Linked DNA regions of Homo sapiens: region 1 is linked to region 2. The links are chromatin contacts, found by Hi-C or POLR2A ChIA-PET in ENCODE. All regions are on one chromosome and are shown on one strand. Each heading gives the region's core, a stretch centred on a gene start or an enhancer-like site at or near the end of the contact. The rest is flanking DNA. Distances are from core to core; before and after follow the strand shown.

Region 1 (4,069 bases), core at 1,504-4,003, 76 kb after region 2:
GAGAAATTGGCAGAGGACAGTCAGAGAAAGACAGAGGTGGAGAAAGAAATATGATGGAGGCAAGAAGTGTGTGTGTGTGTGTGTATATATATATATAAAAGACAGGGAGCAGAGAGTGCCTCTAACTGCAGGAGGGCGAGAGGGGCACGGAGAGAGAGGGGGCTGTTGAGAGGGAGGCAGACTAAGGGGAAATGGGGAGGGAAGGCAGGCAGGGCACCTATCTACCTGGAGATGCTGGGCTGGAATCAACCCAGCATCATGTTTACCTGATGAAACAACCCTGCAGTGAGTTGGGGAGGCAATCAATGAGTTTTTCTTTCTTTCTTTTTTTTTAGGGTGACCCTGTCATTTTCTTTAAGTACAAAGAACCTATTCCAATGCATGCTATCTCCTTTAACATAGCAGGTTTCAGCAACTGCTGCAGGTGCCTGGGTCATTCCTGGCAATTTCTCTTTGGGGATCACCTTTAGAGCCTGCAGTATAGCTCTGAGCATCTGCACCAGAGGCAAATTTGTATCCTTTAGGGGTAGATCTAATTTTTGAAAACAGCCTAAGTGTTAGCAATCAAGGCTGGAGAGTCAGGTGAGGACCCAGCTGGGGAGCAGTATTTCCAGTTAAAAAGAAGGTGAAAATGGGAAGACATAGAGGAGGGTGTGCCCTCCTCCAAAGTGGCTCTGAAAGGCAATCCTGAAGGGGAACCTTGCAAGATATGACAGAAGGAGATCTTCCAGTGGCTGCTTGAGGGCCAGTTTCATTTTTCTGTCTATTAAAACTGGGCAGTAATGTTCCCAGGAGCATTCACAACCTGGCACTGGAGGGATGAGGCCTGGCATCTGATGATCTTGGGCACAGTGGTGCTGGCCTTGGGGATCTTACAGTCATCCTCCCTGCCAACATTATGTTTATAGGTGCAAAGTTACCCCGTTGACATTCACCACAGCAAAGATCAACAAGTGCAAATGACTAGGGCAAATTCAGAATCCAAGCCAGTTAGTTCATCAGGGAAGGCTGCTAGGAGTGGGGGAGTTAGAGAGGTGTGCAAAGAGAAACCCAACAGGGCATGCAATAGATTAGGAGAAGAGCAGGAGTACCTCTGGCTGATGGTGCTGAGGCAGGTGAGCAAACCACAAATGAGGCTGTGGACAGCTTTGCTAGCCTGGAGCAACGAGCTGGATTCAGGAACCAGCATGAAGGGGAATGGAAGGGGGCAGGTTTTGAAGTCAGGCTGGGTGATCTGAATTTGCTGAGAGAAACTGGGGCCCAATGGGGATGCACTAACGTGTCAGGTAGAGTGTGTGAGTGTGTGTGTGTGTGCACTCACACTTGTCTGGATAGGTGTGTACTTAAGTTTGCATGTTTTTTTCTGTGTGCGTGTGTAGGGGCATATACATCCAGGTGGCTTTGTGCCATGTGGCTTTGTACCCCAGGCTCTTGTCTATCCATCTGTGTGACTGGCATGTGGCTATGCCTGAATGCGTTTGTTCATTTGTGTGTTTCCATGTGGTCATGTGCGAATGGTATCTCAGTTGCTTTTTGTGTATTTTACTTGGCTACGTGTGGCGAAGGGCAGCGTGTGTGTTTTGCGCGCGTGTGTGTGTGCGTGCTCGTGTCTGCAGGAGGAGTGGGGCCGGCAGGGAGCCCTGGCTACCCAAGCATTGCCGTCTGTCTCTCTCCCTCCACTGGCTCCATCTGCCGTCGCTGAGGTCGTGACAAGGAGGCAAACAGCAAAACGGCAAACAGCTACGGCGGGAGAAACAAGAACATTGTAAGCCCCGCGCAGACTGTCCCTGTGGAGGAGAAAGGCACATGAGCAGCCAAAGGGACGGACACTCACACACACACACACGCACACACTCACTCCTGCGCACACAGGCTGCTCCGCGGACACGCTTCACGGAGCAGGTGTGCCCACGCGCAATACCCTCCTGGCCCACAGGCCTCCGCACGCACAGGACACACACACACACTCTCTCCTGGCCTCCCTCCCGCCGCCCCTCCTCTGAGCCCTGCGGCCCGGCCTTCCGCACCTCCCAACGCCTGCAGGGGTTGGGGGCGCTGGGGCTCGGGGCGCTCACTCGGACCTCGGAGCCAATCGCCAGAGATCTAATGGCTCCTTTGGCAGTGGGAAGGGGTGTGCGTGGGTGTCCTCTCCTTCACTCTTTCCCCAGCCCTGTCGCCTCCCACCCCCCTTCCGGCCGCGGCAGTTTCCGAAATCGCCCGGCGGCCGCGAATTCATTAGTGGGGGGCGGATGTAAACGCAGCGCGGTGGAACGTTTTAATTAGGCCTGAACAATAAACAAGCTAAACGAGGCGCGCAGGACTCCCTGGTGGGCCCTCAGCCTCCTCCGCGCGGCGCGGACTCATTACGGCTGCAGCCAATTTCATGCCAGCGCCGAGCACTGGCTGGGCCGGGAGTGGGGTCGGGGGTGCGTGCGGGTGCGATCCGGGCCTGCAGGGTGCGGAGCGGGGGCGTCCCGGGGCGAGGGCAGCGGGCCGGTTCCCGCCCGCCCGGGGCCGCGGCTTCCGCATTTCTGCACCATCCACCTGCCTTTTTCAGTGTCCTTGAGATGACGCTCCCTCCCCACACCAGAGCGGCCGGCTGGAGAGTCTAGCTTGCTTTTTAGGGTCTCTCTCCCGCCTCTTTTCCTCCCCCGCTCCCTCTCTCCTTGCGGCTGACTCCAGCTCCCCCTCGGTGCCCGTAACCCTCCTTTCCTCTTTTTGCCGCAGTCTCCGTCTCTCTTCCACAGGGTCTCTCCCTCCCCCTCTCCCCGTGGTTGTCAGACTTTCTCCTGGACTTTCTCCGCCCCGCACCGCCCGCCCCGGATGCCGAGCGTGGTAGACTCTGCAGCCGGGCTCCTCGCTGCCCGCTGGCGCTGCCTACACCCCCTTGGGCTCCCCTCCAAGGTCCCCTCCGCTCGCCCCTCTCTGCCCGCTGCCGCCGCCGCCGCCGCCTTCCAGGCCTCTCTCCACCCTCTGTCTCTTTCTGCCTGGGTTCTTCCTTTGGGCCGTCTACCCTCGGGTTTCAGGTTGGGCATTGCTCCCGCACCCTACTAATTGGGGCTCTTCTGGACCGATCCAACCAGCGAAGTCGAATTTGGCTCGTGTCCTTCTCTCCCTTTTTTGCGAAGCTGCAGACACTGCTTGCTGGCCCTCCGGCTCTGCCGGGACTTCCCTGGTTCTAGGTGGCGGTGGGTCTGTGGCTAAGTTTGAATCCCAGCCCTGGGCCTCACCATGTGAGTCTTAACCTGGGCTTGCTCAGCTGTAAAATGTAGGAAATAATTTTAGGTGCTTCATGTTGTGGGAATTAGCGCTGTGATAACGAATGTAACATGCTTGGCACATGGGACTTAGTCTATTAGCTCTTCCCTTCTGCCTTTCCTCAATCTGCTCCTCTCCCTAGCCTGGAGCTTTCTTAAAGGGTTTTGAGGAGAGAAAAACCAAGGTCACAGACTTTATAGGCCCCCCAAAATTGAATATCAGAAATTGTAAATGGTTCAACCTAACAAATGCACTAGGCTCTGATTGCAAGAAGTGCTGCTGAGTGTGTACAAGAAGGGAGGACCGGGATTGGACTGAACTGCAGAACAAAGGAAACCATGTGGACTGGCACACTGGACTGAGCAAATTAAAACCTAAGGGACACGTCAACCCGCATTAGTCCTGCCTCAGCAGTATGGCTGCCCTCTTAGGGCTGCAGAGTCATGGGACTGTGTCCTCTTGGGGGCTGCAGTGGATCTAGGAGTCCAGCTCCCCCAAGACTCCTGCACCAAGGCAGGAACCAGACTCCTAGAACCTCATACCATCATACTTCTCTCCCATCTATACATCACACACACACACACACACACACACACACACACACACAGAGAGAGACACACGTGTCCTTTGAGATTTTTAAAGGAAAATTACAAAGTGTGGGCCTGGAATTCTGTCTCTGCTTCAGTTTCTTTCCCTAGTTCCCTCCTGACTCCTAAGAAGCAGAATCAGCGAGTCGCACACCTTCCCCTGTGTGTGCTGCCCATTGTATTGGGCACTGAGGGGAGATCCAGAGGGAGGAGCACAAATCCTG
Region 2 (4,438 bases), core at 869-3,368:
GTGAGAAGCCCATCTGAACTAGAATTATCTGGGTGGTGTACGTATTAAAAAATGCATATTCTTGGGCGCAACTTGGACCTTCCTGGTCAAGATCTCTGGGGGAGCTAGGTTCAGTGGCTCATTCCTGTAATCCCAACACTGAGAAGCTGGGGCGGAAAGATAACTTGAAGCCAGGAGTTTGAGACCAGCCTGGGCAAACATCAAGACCTCATCTCTACAAAACATAAAATTAGCCAGGTGAGGTGGAAGTGCACCTGTAGTCCCAGCTACTCCAGAAGCTGAGGCAGGAGGACTGCTTGAACCCAGGAGCTGGAGGCTTCAGTGAGCTATGATCACGCCAGTTGTCCAGTATGGGCAACAACGTGAAACCCTGTCTATAAACAAACAAAAAAGATCTCTGGGAATAAGGCTCAAGTGCCCTGTATTTCAAACAAGTTTCCCAGATGATTATTAGGTATACTTAACGCAAGAGCGTGACCCTAAACCCAGTCTTGAAACTGTGGTAGTGGTAGAGGATAGACTTGAACTTGGATCTTTTAAGTTACATGCTTTCTAATATGTCACAGGCTGAAATACTCAGTGAATGCTTAGGGCTATTAAATACCACTTCATTAAATGAACTGAACTCAGATTGTCCCAGGTTAAAACACTTCTGAATCCAACATCTTAATTGCTCTTAATTTATTTTTTGCCCAGGCTATTGTGGAACTCCTGGCATCAAAAGATCTTCCCACCTTGGCCTCCCAGTGTTGGGATTACAGGTGTGAGCCACCACACCCAGCCTTAATTACTTTTAAGTTAATGGATGTCTTCAACTCTTGTCCTATCTAGAACTCTGATTTTTGCCTATATGTAACTCTAACCCAATTTTGCTGCCGTACTATTCAGGTTTTCTTGGGTCAAAATCCAATAGTTCTTTAAGGCTTTTAGAAAAAGAAGGGGTGGTTCTTTTCTAAGGGAATTATACCTTATTATCTTCTTTGTAAAATGCAGCTCTTAGGGGGATTAAGTATGTTCATTTACAAATTAACATACATAAAGAGTTTAATGTGGTGCTGGCATATAATAAACCCACAACAAGGGGTGGCAATTAAGTGATCCCACCATTGGCTATCTAACCATGGCAACTCTGCAATTGTTAGCCTACAACTTGGGCAAAGGCACTATCCAGAATCAGGACTCCAAAATCATCACGGGCTTTTTCCTCAGTGTAGATGAGTCACAGGGGTAGTAACTTAACTATTCCTTTCCTTAAACCTTCTTTTCCTTGTAACAGCAGAATCTGGGGAGGTTAATTAATCCTTCACAGGAAAGCTGGCAGGCAGGGTCTCATGCTGGCCCCACTAGCTTGGCCTTACCCCACCTTTCTGGGCCTGCTGCCTCAACAGAAACCCTCATCTCTAGCCCACCATTTGTGACTTTTACAACTTCACCAGCGTGCCGGGATGCGAGAAAGGTACTGGTAAATAACTAGTGATTCCAAAGCAACCAGCCTCTCTCTTCTGCCTTAGCTATCCCAAGCCACAACCTAACGGGAGGCGATGTTTTGGCTTTTTTTCCCACTTCTACCATGTTCAAGGTTTACTTTTTAAATTGAGGGGTGCTGACTAGAGGGATTGGTGACTTTAGACGATCCACTATCTCCATTGCTCGGAGCACCTGAGGTTCTGGGGCCTAAAGTCTGGAGATTTCAGAATAAAGAAGGCACAAGTCAGGATGAGAAGAGAAAGCAGAGATAGGAGGGGAGAGCCTGGGGGTTGTCACAATCTGAAAGGGCCAGAGGGCGAGAAAAGAGTGTTTGCAGGGACTGGGTGGAACAGGTGAAAAGCAGCACTCCAGGATCTAACTTTGGCCAGCTCCAAGGTATCCTCCCCCTGCGAGACATCCAAGATGGCGCCAGGCCCGCGCGGTTGGAGGTCACCGGCACGCGGAAGAGCCAACTCTAAGGCTAAGGGATAGCGGAAGCAAGAAAGGGCGAGAGGACCAGGGTGGGAGCACGCAAGGTAAGCGCCTCAAAGCATCCGCGCAAGGTGAGGTGTCCCGCGCGCGTGCGCAGCGCACAGAGGGCTCTAGGTCCCAAGGCCTTACCTGCTCCCACTGCAGAGAAGACAGAGAGGGGCGGAGCAGCGGGAAGAGCGAAAGGAAGGCTCAGCGCATGCGTGACCCGGGCCAACGAGTCGCTCAGCCACGGATAGAGTGATTGCAACATACAGGATCAGCTCAGGCATCACAGCGCCGCCTGCCAGGGCTGTGGCGGTATCCGGCCGGTTGCTCCACCTGGCGTTCGAGAGGAGAAACTACAGGGAGCGCCGACTGCAGAAATGAGGCCAACTCCGCGGAGTAAGCCGATCCGTAACGTGGACTGCGGTTTGGTCTGTACCGCGTTTGGGATCTCGGACTTGCGTCCCCTTTCCGAGCATGCGCAGTCGTCACACTGCCAAAACAAAACTCCTACTCAGAATTCAGTGTTAACATACGGTCGGGATTGGGGTTCAGTGCCTAAAATGCAGCAGGAGGAAGATCTTGGGAGTCCTGCTTTCTGTCGCGCCGGGACTCTGGCATCACTGGATGGCAAACCGGCTCCATGGGCGAATAGTCAGCAAAATGCCGCAGCTGCTTCTGGTGGCTTCGCCCTTTCCCCCACTCCCCGTTTCCTCCTTTCCATTCCGGTGATAAACCATGAGAGAAGCAGCATCAGCGAGCCAGAAGATAGGGTTAAATATGATCCGAATCCCTCTTTCCTGGCTCCTGGGACAGTCTAGGAATAACGGGCACCTGCGACCCGCTGTAAGGTTGCGAGGTCACTCCAGGCTTGCCCGAGCCTCTGCTCAGGTTTCAACTACGCGAGTTGGGATAAGCAGCGCCCTCCCCTCCCGCCCCCATGCTCTCCTGAACGTGGGTTTTCTCTCCCCTTTCGCTCGCCCTTCCCCTGATGGAAGGAGGTGGGGGAGGCTTCCTGGCCCTCATCTTTCCTAGGCCTCCTTGTCTCCCAGACAGGACCTGCCCTGCCCTTTGGAACAGGGCGACAAGGCCTATCCAGTTCCAAACCCCTGCCGTCCCTGCATCGTGCTTGAACGCAGCACGAGAAAGACGGGAAAAGCTCACCAAACCCCATAAAAAATAAAAAATAAAAAGAAAGCCGCGGCTGTAAATAAAGGCAAATCCGCCACTCTCTGAGGGGCCGTTTGTCCTCCCCTCCTTGGCCCCGTCCTTCCCGCCGCCCCCTCCCGGCTCCCGGGCCCCGCGGCGCCCCGGCCCCGAGCTCCTCCATTTAATCGGATTTGGGAGAAGGGGAGGATAAATCACGGCAGCAGCTTTACGGTCCCGGAGGAGAGGCGAGCCGCAGACAGGCACACCCCGGCCGGCGATAAAAACCGCCGCTGAAAGCCCACGGAGCAATTTCCCGGGACCCCGAGCGACGCCATTACAGGAATGTAATTTTGCCCGGATGAGGCCCCGAGTTTAATTATCCTCGCGGAGGAATTTCAATGCGGCCAATCCATCTTGCAGGCGGGCGGCAGAGGGATTTATATGGGCCCGTTATTTCACACCGATCCTCCATCTGCATTTTTATGGCCCTGAGCTCCTGAAAGGGAGGGGAAGGAGTGGGGAGAAATAGGAGAAGCGGGCGAGAAGAGGAGGGTGGTAGACTGCCTGTCTTTCCTAAATTCGCATTTCCAGCTCCATCAGGATTCTCACAGGTTCCTCTGAAATCCCCAAATCTCCAGTTTTAGTTGTTGATTGCGCCCCGAGCGGGCAGGTACGTGGGAAATGGAACTGGGATCTTTGGGAATCAATCAACAGGTATTTATCAAGTACCAAGTGGTGCCAGGCACTGTGGAGATGCTGTTAGGAGAAAGACAGGCTAGCAAAGACACAAGTTTATCCCCTGAGGTCTCCAGACATCTCCATTCCCACCAAAACGGAATTCTTTTAAGCTGTCAGCTTCACATCCTCAGTGGCAGAGAAAGTCCACAGTTCTTAGGAGCCACCACCCCCAAACGGCTGTTGCAGCTGTTGCGACAATTTAGACACTCAGATATGGCTAACAATCCCAGAGGAGGATCAGAGAAGGGGCCTGGGAGGAAGCTAAAGCTGGCTCTTTCCAAAAGTTGTTACAGCCTGCGATGTTTAACACTCCCTTGCCCTCATAGAATAATGGGTTCTGCGTTCAGACAAATCTGGGTTCCCAAATTGCTGTGTGATCTTGAGCTAGCTGTTTAACCCCCTCTAAATCTATTTCCTCCTATGTAAATTGAGAAGAATAATAGTACTTATCACACAGCCAATATTGGGATAATACATATGAAGCTTTTAGCAAGGTACTTGGTACCCAGTAAGAGTTCAGTAATTGCTAGCATTAAAATCATCATCGTCACCACCACCACCACCACCACCACCATCACCACCATCATCACCATCATCATCACTGCTTCTA

What was found. A loop is a pair of places that touch in the nucleus more often than their neighbours do. ChIA-PET counts read pairs that join two places held with the same protein, here RNA polymerase II (POLR2A). Pooled maps may share reads with other maps.
Region 1: a loop to region 2 is called in a map with no recorded cell type, with 5 times the contacts of the local background. The contact joins the promoter of CISTR here to the promoter of ATP5MC2 in region 2. A Hi-C loop is called at or near these places in 4 of 168 maps with a recorded cell type or tissue (B cell, CD8-positive, alpha-beta T cell, OCI-LY7 and 1 more), 7 of 37 single-sample maps with no recorded cell type and 16 of 50 pooled maps. POLR2A ChIA-PET finds 5 or more read pairs at or near these places in 11 of 52 experiments (CD4-positive, alpha-beta memory T cell, Caco-2, GM10248 and 7 more).

What each region holds. Positions count from the first base shown.
Region 1 is chr12:53,749,226-53,753,294 of GRCh38, forward strand. It overlaps CISTR (chondrogenesis-associated transcript), which reads right to left and starts at 2,754. Exons shown (of 3, transcript NR_186108.1): 1 at 2,549-2,754; 2 at 1,092-1,740. All of the region lies in intron 1 of LOC105378250 (a long non-coding RNA gene), which reads left to right. RefSeq lists an enhancer at 1,129-1,717 and a silencer at 2,334-2,603.
Region 2 is chr12:53,673,965-53,678,402 of GRCh38, forward strand. ATP5MC2 (ATP synthase membrane subunit c locus 2) reads right to left here and starts at 2,119. Exons shown (of 5, transcript NM_005176.7): 1 at 2,089-2,119. RefSeq lists enhancers at 1,821-2,270, 2,381-2,610.